2 separate regions of the Homo sapiens genome follow, and region 2 is linked to region 1. Evidence: chromatin contacts called from ENCODE Hi-C or POLR2A ChIA-PET data. All regions are on one chromosome and are shown on one strand. Each heading gives the region's core, a stretch centred on a gene start or an enhancer-like site at or near the end of the contact. The rest is flanking DNA. Distances are from core to core; before and after follow the strand shown. Region 1 holds the start of GLYATL1-AS1 (GLYATL1 antisense RNA 1). Region 2 overlaps GLYATL1-AS1 (GLYATL1 antisense RNA 1).

Region 1 (6,448 bases), core at 1,678-4,177:
AAGGTCTAGAGATCATAGCACCTCACTAGCAGCCTACAGGCATTCTCCAAAGGTTCCCACCTGCCCCACCCAACATACACACACACATACACACACACACACCCTCCTGCTATCCTTTGGCCCTAGATTTCACCTAACTTTATTCTAAATCTTAATCACCCTGTGCCCCCAAACTCATGTGTTATAGGGCCTTGGTAATCCCTTTCTAAGCATATTCCCTGACTTCTTAAATTCTATTTATGAGACATATATCTAAAGTAAAACTATATTTCAGGCCAGATCAGCACGCTTCTTATTACAATTATAAACACTGAACTTCTTAGTTGCTGGGAAAATATATTGAAAAGGCATTATTATGCTTGTATAGCCATAGATTATCTAGGGAAAAGTATTGAGTGTCTCGAGAATGAGTGAAAATTGTTTCCCCAATATACACCTTTTTTTCTTTTGAAAAGTATATCCTGCGTATATTCAAAAGATAATGTTTTTCAAAAGGGGAAATTGCCTCCACTGTGGACTCTTATTAATTCACTTATCCATCAAGTTCTCTTATTAACTCACTTATACATCATATTCCCTTATTAACTTTTTATTCAATCACTGGTATTTGTTTCTAGTGCTCATAATTGAACACAAATTTGTTTACTATTATATAAAATAAAGTAACAGCTATTCACCGTTTCCTCCTTTACCTCAATAAGTTGACATCTTCCAATAGATTTATTTCCCTGTTTTGCTCCCTCCTCAGATCCAGATGAGTGTGCTAAGTGATACAAAATGCTTTTATTCCTCTACCGTTCAACCCCCTGAGCCCGATGTTTTAGTTCCACGTGTTTTAGTTCCAGGTGTCACAGAATTTCCCTTGCAGTGTGTCTCATCAATTTAAAGAATCCTTCTTTAAAACTTTTCTTACACATTCCCAGAGAGCCTATCATTGTCCATTTAGAGTTAACTCTCTACATAAAATTTGTCAATTTTTTTTTACTCACCACTGTTTCCTCTCCTTATTTTCTGCTCCTATCTGAAATCTCTTTTCCTATTTGATTAAATTGCTTCTTCAGTATTTCCTGCATGTACATATGCTACCGATATAATATCTGAAGACTCTCAAATCCACAAATATCTTTCTTTGACCCTCACAAGAATATAATTTCTGCAGCCTTATACATTGACAAATGTTTGTCTTTTACCCTCAAGTGACTGATTCCCTATGACATCACATTTTAGGATGACCAAATATAATTTTCCACTTTATACATAAGGAAACTGAGGTACAAAGAAACAAGGTAGCCTTGAACTTTCATTCAAGGTCACAAAGCTAGCAAAAAGTGGATGACTAGCGATGAGGTCTTCAGGTTGAGATTAACAAACAACATCACAGGATATAATAGGATTTAACCCAACTTCAACTTCATAAAATGAATGGACATTCCCTGATCTTCCCTCCACTCCCACCCCCACCTCAGGGGATTTCAGGATGCACTGGGCAAAACTGTCTCCCTCCATCCCCAACCGTTTCTCAGGCAGTGACAGGTGTCAAGAACTCCTCGCCGCCCTTCTTGAAGCTTACATTCTGGAGCAGGGAGGCAGAAGCTAAACCAAAAATTAAAACAACTGTGAACATATTCCCTATAAACTCAGATGTAGTATATGAAAACAACACATGATTTGACGACAGAAGATGATGGAGGGAGAAAGAACAACAAATAAATAGGAAAAGAGGCCTCAGATAGGAGCAGGTAAAAAGGAGAGAAAACAGGAAGGGGTCAGGACTGGTTTCCCTCAAAGCCTGTCATTTGACAGAGAGCTGCAGAAAGAAGGAATAGAGCCAAGCACATAACAGGAGGGTAGAGTTGCAGTCTGAAGCACCCAAAATGGTCCACTAGGATGGACAAAGGACATACTTGAACCACCACTTAGATTCATCTTCATCTAAAAAATAAGAAATTAAGTGTGTGTAATATTTAATTATTTAGTACATTAATTACAGTAGAATATATAGAGTTGATGCTCAATTTGTTAAAAAATAGATATCTAAAATTAAACCTCAGAGATTACTCTTGCCTATGACAACGAGCTTCTGAAAGGCAAGGATAGGTCTCACCCATCTCTGTATCTTCAGAATCCATCATATTATGTGGAACATAATAGGTATCAATAGTATGTTGGGGAAAAAAATCGAAACCATGCTGAGCACCGGAATTCTGTGTAAATCTTTTTAAAAAGTCTCTTCTACTTTACATCAGAGTCCCTTTTGTATTTTTAGTATCATCCAGCCCCACGCCTTGCAGATAAGCCCCTAAGAAATGAATGGGTGAATGAATGTGTGGACAGCGGGATGGATCATTGAGTGAGGAGCAGTGATTCGCAGGACCTGCATGCATTGAAATCCTGCCAAAGCAGCCTCTGCAAAATAAAAGACCTTGGGCTTTGGTTTCTGACACAAGTTAAAATTATCCAAGGACTCTCCTTGGGCCACTTAGTTGAGGTTTCCTAATCTGTGAAACAGAAAATGAATTCAATAGAAAGATGATTGAGACAAATTTCTGGAAGGTGCCAAAGCAGGATGCCTGGCATTGAGGGACGCTTCACACCTGTTATCTCTCTCCCTATTCTCTCTTCACCCCTACTCCCGCCCGGCAACTCCCCGCTGTCAGCTCCAGGAATACTTACCTGCTGAGAAAAGGAAAAGCACAACACTGACTTTACCCCGCGACGCTTTTAAAAACTCCAAAACACCCAGCGCGATGGGGAGTAGGTTTCCCTAAAGACAGGTGGAGCAGCCATAGTTAACTTAGAGGAAGGTGAATTGACAAAGAGGGTTGAGCCACTACGAGCGGGAGTTACCTTGGACTAACAGTTGTATCTTCAGCGAGCACAAGTCCTGGAATCTCCCACGCCCATCCCTTTTTTTAGCGCCACAAATGCAGCCTCCTAAGAGAATGGGAAGCTTGGGAGTCAGAGAACAGAAGATTGAGCTACCATTGGCCTTAATGGATGTCAATCTTCACTTGTCTCTTTTTTTTCCTTCCTCGCCTCCTTGCCCCTCCCTATCCCGGTAGGCGCGTTCTCTGGCGCCATCATATGGCAGAATGCGGGACTACACCAAATGCGGAAAGGCACCTTCCCCTTCCCTGAGTATCTGCAAACTCAGGGCTGGGCTTGGTTTTTAAGAGCTCAGCTCCTGTGCCAGGGGCGGTGCTAAAAGGGGCTGCCTGCGCAGATGTCATTCCCACAAGATGCAAGTAAAGAAGCACCGCGGACACCGGGGGAGGGTCACAGAGTGACAGGAGGACTGGTTGACCAGCTGACTGGCCTCACTTCTGACAAATGCAAATTACCCAGCCACAGTCCAACCAAGGGTATCAAAACAGGATCTCTGCAGATGGAGCTCAGTGTTATGTGTTTTGGATGCTCGCAATAAGATTTTCATGCACCATAAACTTTCCTGAGTATCTCAACCAGTTTTGTTGATGCCGGGGTTTGTTCAAAGCTGCAGATTACTGGGCCTCACCCCAGACCTACTCTACTTAAATATAGTGGGGTTCCCATAATCCCCATTTTAAAAAACCTATCCAAGTTAAAGTACAGAGAATCACAAACTGGAAGAACTCCTTAATTTACAAATAAGAAATGGAGACCCCCCCACCAAGAGAGAAAGGAATTTGCCCAAGGTCTCCCTGAAAGAGCCTAAGAAAGCGTGAGGCTCTAAGGTTAAAATCCTACCTGACACCCTTTCCTTTCCCCAACTAGTCCTGTGACCTCTAGCAAACTATCCTGTCCTAATCTGTGAAATGGGAGCAACAGTCACACCTACCCCAACTGGTGACTGCAAATATTAAATGGGGCCACAATGAGTCAACTACCAAGCACCACCCCATTGTAAGTTGAGGTTGAAATGATTCTAGATCGCCCTACCCCCATTCATCTCCCAGTACCATTGTATGACCGTGGAGGTGAAACCATCCAGCCGCCTGTTGGTCCCAAACCATGTTCACCTCCACCCGTGGCTCAGTGACTATTTCTTTTCTTGAAGAGAGAGAGAGGCTCCTTGGAGCCTCTGGAATCTGGAGGGGGATGTTACCTTCCCCCTGTGTGCATTGTCTTCCCAAGATAGGATGGACTACGGGGTCTCCATGTGAAGAGTTAGCTGCCAGGGCATCAAGGATGGCTCCTAAGTGGTTGCTGGAGGCTTAGAGACCCCACTCCAGCTCTCTCTCAAATGGGGGCAGCTTGTTTGCAGCAGTGAGTGAGGTGGGCCCACTACGAACCCACAGGAGGAGAGGAAAAGACCGTCCCATCTAAGCTTTTACATAACCCATTGCAAGCTCCAGAATGTGGTGCCCAGGCCCATATCTATAACCCACCCCCAGAGGCCAGTTCTCCTCAGCCTTTCCTGCCACTTCTGCCATTGTACATCCAGACACTTCCCCTGTTCTCTTCTATCAAACTCCTACTCATCTCTCAGCCATCTAGTCCAAATATTAATCTTTCTCTGTGATATACTCTCAGGGTAGAGGCAGTGGTGCCTTCCTCTGTATTCCCAGAACATGTTGTCTGCAACTCTAAATACAGACATCATCCTACTATTAGGGTTCAAGAGCATCTTTTATGGGTTCATGAAGGAATCACTCTTCGTAAACACTGGCCTTATTCCCTAACTTCACCAGACCTGACCTTAGTGCATGATCCATTCCCACCTCTCCCAACCACATGAGAGGCCTTTTCCTCTTTATGGGTTTGCAAACCACAATATGACCTAACCACCAGTTACTGGCCAAAAGCATTCTTGTCACGTTTATTATAAAATCCAGCCAACAAGATGCTTTGTGCCAAGGGAATGTTCCTTTTCAGGGCAAACACTCTGTCCCCAGGGATGTTAGACAACTTCCATAGCCCCGTATAAGCATTAGCTAGAAATGAGTTTTTCCTAGTGGCCCAACAGATTCCCTGAGCATCCCTACTCTTTCACGGATTCCCATTGCAGTGGGATTGCATCAAACCTCTCAGGGCAAAGCTGCAAAGGGAAAAGCAAAGCTAGAGCTCTACTCTGGACCTATCGCTCTAGACAGTTAGTTTCTCTGTGAGGGTCAGTTTTATACGTAAGGAAGAAATGGAAGATTGCTCCCCAAAACGGCATCAGGTTACTTATCCCAATTGTGTGGTTCAGTTGCTACGCCAGTGATGAGCAAATAAACAGGAAGTAGAAGCACAACTATTCCTAAGCTCAAGAAGCAGGGAAGCTCAGGAATTGGTGTGCAGCAGTGCTGCTTGGAGCGCCATTACGAAGGAACAAGCACGGTCCACTGGGAGGTAAAATTCAGGGAATCGAAGACACAGGGGGTATGGGAAACAAGGCAGGCTTTTTTATTTATCATTTGCCATGATATCTCTCTGTGAACTTTCTTCTCCCTTTTAATTTTCCCTGTACTTTAATTATAATTCTTAGGCCTGACGTGGTGGCTTACATCTCTAATCGCAGTACTTTGAGACGCTGAGGCAGGCAAAGCAACTGAGGCCAGGAGTTCGACCCAGCTTGGCCAACATGGTGAAACCCCATCTCTATTAGAAAAACAAAACTCAGTTGGGCATGGTGGCAAGCACCTGTCATCCCAGCTGCTCAGGAGGCTGAGGTATGAGAATGGTTTGAACACAGGAGGTGGAGGTTGCAGTGAATCGACATCATGCCACTGCACTAAAGCCTGAGCAATAGAGCAAGACTCTGTGTCCAAAAAAAAAAAAAAAAATACAAAACTTCTCAGCTAATGGCCAACATTGAAATACAAAACTTCTCAGCTAATGGCCAACATTGTTACCATCATAAGTCCCAGCTTCCCTGTCTTCCTGTCATCATGTGTTGAATGTCCACTTCCCTCCTTATTTTTCAGTTGGAGTGGATTAGCATCACCAATTCAACATGTCACAAGTAGAATTACACAAACACACATAAGCACCGCAATCCTGGCACACACAGCATCTCTGTCCTCAGACTTCCCCATCCTTCTAGTTGCTCAAGTCAAAAGCCCAGGAATCATCATTGAGCCCTCTGTTTCTCTTATTTATGGACCATCCATAAGCAAATTCCATGGGCTGGCCCTTCAAAATAAATGTGGAATCCAGCCATTTCTAACACTTCCACCATTACCATCTGAGGTCGGGCTCCAACATCTTTGCAATCCTGGGATAGACTCTTAGCTGCCTTCTCCCTTCCACATCTCTTCTTGTCCTCCCAGAGTTTGTACCGCGCACAAACGCTGCTAGGGTGGTTTTAAAAAATATGTCAGGGTATATTTCTCCCTTACTTCAAATCCTCCATTTAAAATAAATTTCACATTTATAGCCAAATCCAGACTTCTTCATATGGCCCACCAGGGGCTTTATGCTAATGGAATGTGCAGATGCTCCTCCCTGAGGAGCACCTTTTACCAGGGCAAATTTTCTATCTCCA
Region 2 (6,448 bases), core at 1,072-3,571, 59 kb before region 1:
TTATTTTCTTTTGGAAAAGTTATGTAAGACTCAGTTTTCTTGTTTGTAAAATTATAGTAATATCCTCTGTAAATATGGAAATAGTGAAAGAGAGAAGATCTCCAGGAATTTTTGCCCCTCTCCAGGGAGGAAGACTTTTGAGAAGTTTGTCAGTTTCAGAGTCACTTCATGTTTGCCAGTGGGTGGGTAACAGAACGCTAAGTTTTCTATGGGTGATGCTTTGTTTTTGCTCACTTCCATGCCTAACCTGATCCTGGGCTTGCTTCCTGAAAGATCTCAAGTACGCTTTCCTGCACCCCTCTCCTGTGGATAGCCAAACCTAGAATGGCAAGATATAAAGATATCCATGCGTAGGCTTAGAGGAATCACCTTAGGGCAGGTACTTCATGCCAGACTTCCAGAGTTATACTACTAAATATAATTTAATCCCCATTTATCATTGTTCCCTGTGTATATGTTCCCCTTAACAATCTCATGGGAACACTGGTGGGGCAAAGCAGTATTTGAAGACTGTTAACTTTTCTGGCTAAATCAAACATATCTGTGAATGTGTGTTTAAATTCTATTTATTTTTTCAATTAGTAACAAAATTATTAAGCATAAATGGATTACTAGAGGAAAGCAAATCTCTCTTCTTTCTCTGATCTCCTATTACCCAATTACTTTCTCTAGAAGCAACCACTAATACCAATATATTTTGTACAAGTTTCCCATAAATCTATGCAATTTTAGATATGTACATACATTTGTTTATTTTCACAAATGGTAGCATACTATATACATTGTTCTATCCACCTCATGTTTTTTTACATAGCAAACTATTTTGGAAATATTTTCTAATCTGTCATGTAGAGCTGCTTCATTCTTTGTAATGGCTTCATAGTATTCTAATGTTTTAATGTACCATAATGATTTTTTCTATTTCCCCATTACTGGATGTTTAGGTTGTTTCATAAGTTATGATATCACACATTAAATTTATGAAAATCTTACCATCCAGTTTAGAAATATCATTCATTTATTATGCATAGTCTTTGACTCAACAGTTTTAATTCTGGTAATTCATCTTTCAGAAATATTTATACAACTGTTCAATAATCTATTTATGATGATATTCATTTCAGAAAGTGCCGTAAATTATGTGTACATATTGCAAAAATAAATACATAACTCATATGGAGTACTAAAAGCATACATATCAGTGTCAAAATTATTTACACCTAGCAGGGGAACCCAAGAGGACAGATTTTATTTTTCATTTTGTATGCTTATATACTTTCTATAAGCATGTAGCATTTTGTAAGATATAAATAGTTTCAGTAAACATTTTTTGATGCCACCATGATGTCCATTGCCCTCTCCGAAGGACTCTTGTGAGCTCTAAGTGAAATAATATGCATAAAGACCTTGTCTAATGAAGGCTCTGTTCATGCTCAGCACACAGTTCCTAACGTGACGCCCTTTCTTTACCCATGCAATTTTGTAGCCCATCATAATTTAGTCTCAAATTCTACACTTCCAAGTACAGCCTTTGTGGCAACTCAATAATTCTATCAAGGAATTTGGGAAGTAAAACGTAAAATCTCACTTCTTATCATCACCCATTTTAAATAACCCCATATTGTCATTACTTGCAGTCTTGTGTTTCTTTGGTAATTCCGGTATAAAGAGCATGGTTTTCATGTAATCTACCTGCACTGATTTTGAAGTTGCAACCTTTCTTATTGCTTCATCCAAGCCCTCCTGTCAACCTGGAGAGAGGAGAAAGACAGGTACTGCTTTATACCTTCCATATCAGCTAGGAATAAACCACGCATCTTTTCTTTTAACTCAGACTAGTTAGATTGGATCTGGAAAGTTTGCTCCCAGTTGATAACCTCGGAGCGTGACCTCCTCTAAGTTGTCAGGAGCTTTGGTGAAGATGTGGTAAGAGTTGGTGTAATGATCCCAGTCATTTTTTATCTCCAGATACAACAAATATCATACATAGCCCTACAATTACAAAATACTCTTGCATAGGCCTAGAATACTAGAGATTAACTTGTTTGAAACATTCTGTTTTTCTAAGATAGGTGTAGAAAATGGCCTTGCAGTCGCTCCAAGAATAACTCACTATTTATACACTGAAGATAGTGTCTTTCTTTTAGGGCACTAAAGTGAGCTGCCCTTGAGAGGGTGAGTAAATAGCTCCATTGTCTCGAATGGGAAGTGTAACCAAAATGGTGTATGTTAAGGATTTAAAAGAGAAGGTGCCTAAGGTATGGAAAAAATATAAGAAACAGGTTTGGCAAGGCTCCGGGTTTTTGGCAAGGTGACACCTGAGCTAATCCTAACCCAGGAAGGACTCTGAGGCTGGCTCAGTGATTGGCTCTTGGAGTACATGTGAATAGATAAACTTTTGGAAAGAACTAACATTCCAGAGCCAGATAGTACCTAGAATAGACAGCTTGGTCTGGCTCTACATGTCTGCCTACCCTCTGCTGATGACACTTCCACTTGAGAGTCCTCGCAGGTGAAAACACTTCTTAATCACTTTCAGCCATAGAAGTCTAGGTTGGGATGTAGTCCTATGATCAGAATTTTGATGGAATAGACTGAGTGCTTGGAATCCTAATTTTATTTACACATCCAGGGTTATTGATCACTGGATCTAAGTTCAAGCCTTATCTCACTGCCCTACCCTCTCTCCCAAACAGCCCTTCCAAAACCTGCATACGTCAACAGTGTCAACATTCTTCTCACCACTCCTCAGTTTCAGTTCCCTCATTGCCACACAGAGAATGTCTGGAGAGTGACTGCCCTGGTATTCAGTAACTATTGCTCCTACCTGGTTCTGAGGCTGAGTAATGATGATCTGGTAATCTGTCCAGGCATCTACCATCACCTCCATTTTGAATGGGTTTTTATGTTTTATGTTGAAAATGGTGCTGTATGCCTATAATGCAACAGAACAAAACAGTAGGGGATGAAGTTTTTCTCCAATGTAAAGTCTTATATGAGGCATGGGAAATAAGGACAAGAAGCCTAGGAGGACTTAGGATGGGGCCAGTGCTTCCAAGGTGGTTCATTGGGCTACTCATTGAGAGTTATGTTGCAAAAGGGACCAATAAGCATCCACAAAAATCCATGTTAACACCCGAATCATTAGGAACTGGCTTCCCTTATATTCATTCATTTTTTAAAAATTCATGCCATTTCACATTGTAATTGTGAAATGTGTGAAAAGTTCACATTGTAAATGTGTAGCAGATCTTTAATGGCTTGGTCAACACAAAATATTGGCTACAATCAATTACAGGTGGTAATATATCCTGAAAGATTAAAATTAGAAAAAAAAGGTCCAGAACCATCAGGGCCATTTGGGGCTAAAACCAGGATGGCCACCTCCTCCTCAGCCGAGTGAGTGCTGGAGGAGGGAGCCTGAAACTAGGCTCACTGTGACTCATTTGTGGCACCCATTATTGCCCAACCTGCAGTTCACTATGGTGAAGGAGCAATTCAGACTCACCCTGCAGCATCCCGTCTGGGTCAAACAGTGGCTGCTCCCTAAGGAATAGTTGGGGGCGCTACATAAAGTAGTTTAAAAACTATTGTAAAAAGGACATGTTTCACCAATGTTCTTTCCTTAGATTCTCCAGTGTTTGTAATTCATAAAAATTCCAGCCGATGGGGCATGCTGACCAACTTAAGAGCTGTCAATGCAGTAATTCAACCCCTGGGGGGCTCTCTCAACTGGGTTGCCCTCTCTGGCCATAATCCCCAAAGATTTGCCTTTAATTATAATTCATCTGAAGGATTGCTTTTTTACCGCTCCTCTGGCAAAACAGGATTTTGAAAAATTTGCTTTTACTATACCAGCCATAAATAATAAAGAACCAGCCACCAGGTTTCAGTGGAAAGTGTTGCCTCAGGGAAGGCTTAATAGTCCAACTATTTGTCAGACTTTTGTAGCTCAAGCTCTTCAACCAGTTAGAGACAAATTTTCAGACTATTATATCATTCATTATGTTGATGATATTTTGTGTGCTGCAAAAACCAGAGACAAATTAATTGGCTGTTACACATTTCTGCAAACAGAGGTTTAAAACACAGGGCTGACAATAGCATCTGATAAGATTGAGACCTCTACTCCTTTTCATTATTTCAGAGTGCAGGTAGAGGATAGGAAAATTAAACCACAAAAAATAGAAATAAGAAAAGACACATTAAAAACATTAAATGACTTTCAAAAATTGCTAGGAGATATTAATTGGATTTGGCCAACTCTAGGCATCCCTACTTATGCCATGTCAAATTTGTTCTCTGTCTTGAGAGGGGATCCAGAATTGAATAGTAAAAGAACATTAACTCCAGAGACAACTAAAGAAATTGGATTAGTTGAAGAAAAAATTCAGTGAGCACAAGTAAATAGAATACATCCCTTGGCCCAACTCCAGCTTGATTTTTGCTACTGTGCATTCTCCAACAGCCGTTATCGTTCAAAACGCAGGTCTTGTGGAGTGGTCCTTCCTTCCTCACAGTACAATTAATACTTTTACATTGTACTGGGATCAAATAGCTACATTAATTGGTCAGGCGAGATTACGAATACTAAAATTGTGTGGAAGTGACCCAGAAAAAATCATTCTTTCTTTAATCAAGAAACAGGTTAGAAAAGCCTTTATCAATTCTGCTTCATGGTAGATTGGTCTTGCTAATTTTGTGGAAATTATTGACAATCATTACCCAAAAACAAAAATCTTCCAGTTTTTAAAATTGGCTACTTGGATTTTACCTAAAATTACCAGACATAAACATTTACAGAATGCTCTGATGGTGTTTACTGATGGTTCCAGCCATGGAAAAGCAGCTTACATCAGGCCAAAAGAACGAGTCATTGAAACTCAATATTACTCAGCTCAAAGAGCAGAGTTGGTTGCTGTCATTTCAGTGTTACAAGGTTTTAATCAGCCTATTAACATTGTATCAGATTCTGCATATGTAGTACAGGCTACAAAGGATGGTGAGACAGCCCTAATCAAATATAGTATTGATGATCAGTTAAACCAGCTGTTTAATTTGTTACAAAAACACTGTAAAAAAAAGAAATTTCCCATTTTATATTACTCATATTTGAGCACATATTAATTTACCAGGGCCTTTAACTGAAGCAAATGAACAAGCTGACTAGCTAGTATCATCTGCATTCATAGAAGCATAAGAACTTCATGCCTTGACTCATGTAAATGCAACAGGATTAAAAAGTAAAATTGATATCCATAAAAACAGCCAAAAAATATTGTACAACACTGGACCCATGTCAAGTCCTAAACCTGCACACTCAGGAGGTAGGAGTTAATCCCAGAGTTCTATGTCCTAATGCATTATGGCAAATGGATGTCACACATGTACTGTCGTTTGGAAAATTGTCATTTGTCCATGTGACAGTTGATACTTATTCACATTTTGTATGGGCAACCTGCCAGACAGGAAAAAGTACTTCCCATGTTAAAAGACGTTTATTATCTTGTTTTGCTGTCATGGGAGTTCCAGGAAAAATTAAAACAGATAATGGGCCAGGATACTGTAGTAAAACATTTCAAAAATTCTTAAATCAGTGAAAAATTACACATACAACAGGAATCCCTTATAATTCCCAAGGACAGACACTAGTTGAAAGAACTAATAGAACACTCAAAGCTCAATTGGTGAAACAAAAAAAGGAAAAAGACAGTAAGAGTATAACACTTGGTGAAACAAAAAAAAAGAAAAAGACAGTAAGAGTATAACACTCCCCAGATGCAACTTAATCTAGCACTCTATACTTTAATTTTTTTAAACATTTAGAAAAATCCGACAAGTACTTCTACAGAACAACATTTTACTGATAAAAAGGACAGTTCACATAAAGGAAAACTGATTTGGTGAAAAAATAATAAAAATAAAACATGAACAACAGGAAAGGTGATAACATGGGGGAGAGGTATTGCTTGTATTTCCCTAGGAAAAAAACAGCTTCTAGTTTAGATACCTACAACTTACAGAAGAAGTTGCCATCCAGCAAGGAAGTGGAGCCACTGACCTGGGCCCAGTTCAAAAAGCTGACACAGTATACTGAAAAAGCCTGAAGAAAACAAGGGTAATGTGAACTCCAGAGAATATACTGCTTGCAGCTTTGATGACTGTATCAATGGTGGTCAGTCTCCCCATGTCTTCAGGAGCAGCTGCAACTTATTATACTTACTGGGACCATGTGCCTTTCCTGCCCTTAATTCGGGCAGTCACATGAATAGATAGTCCTACTAAAGTATATGTTAATAATAGTGCATGGGTACCAGGCCCCACAGATGATCGTTGCCCTGCCAAACCTACAAAAAGAAGGAATGATGATAAATATTTCCATTGGATATCATTATCCTCCTACTTGCCTAGGGAAGGCACCCAGATGCTTAATGCCTACAACCCAAAA

The links. Hi-C counts contacts between places; a loop is a spot of excess contacts on that map. ChIA-PET counts read pairs that join two places held with the same protein, here RNA polymerase II (POLR2A). Pooled maps may share reads with other maps.
Region 2: a loop to region 1 is called in a map of Caco-2, with 5 times the contacts of the local background. The contact joins the enhancer-like site here to the promoter of GLYATL1-AS1 in region 1. A Hi-C loop is called at or near these places in 1 of 168 maps with a recorded cell type or tissue (Caco-2), 1 of 37 single-sample maps with no recorded cell type and 2 of 50 pooled maps. POLR2A ChIA-PET finds 5 or more read pairs at or near these places in 2 of 52 experiments (WTC11 and common myeloid progenitor, CD34-positive).

Annotation. Positions count from the first base shown.
Region 1 is chr11:59,055,525-59,061,972 of GRCh38, forward strand. GLYATL1-AS1 (GLYATL1 antisense RNA 1) reads right to left here and starts at 2,928. Exons shown (of 6, transcript NR_033853.2): 1 at 2,848-2,928. RefSeq lists enhancers at 2,763-2,832, 3,003-3,262.
Region 2 is chr11:58,996,755-59,003,202 of GRCh38, forward strand. All of the region lies in intron 3 of GLYATL1-AS1 (GLYATL1 antisense RNA 1), which reads right to left. It also overlaps the pseudogene LOC100287485. Among named protein-coding and RNA genes, the nearest start is that of GLYATL1-AS1, 58 kb to the right of the region's middle. Within about 2 kb of position 2,322, at least 3 of the 41 ENCODE cell types and tissues checked have a DNase peak (open chromatin) inside an H3K27ac peak, as active enhancers do.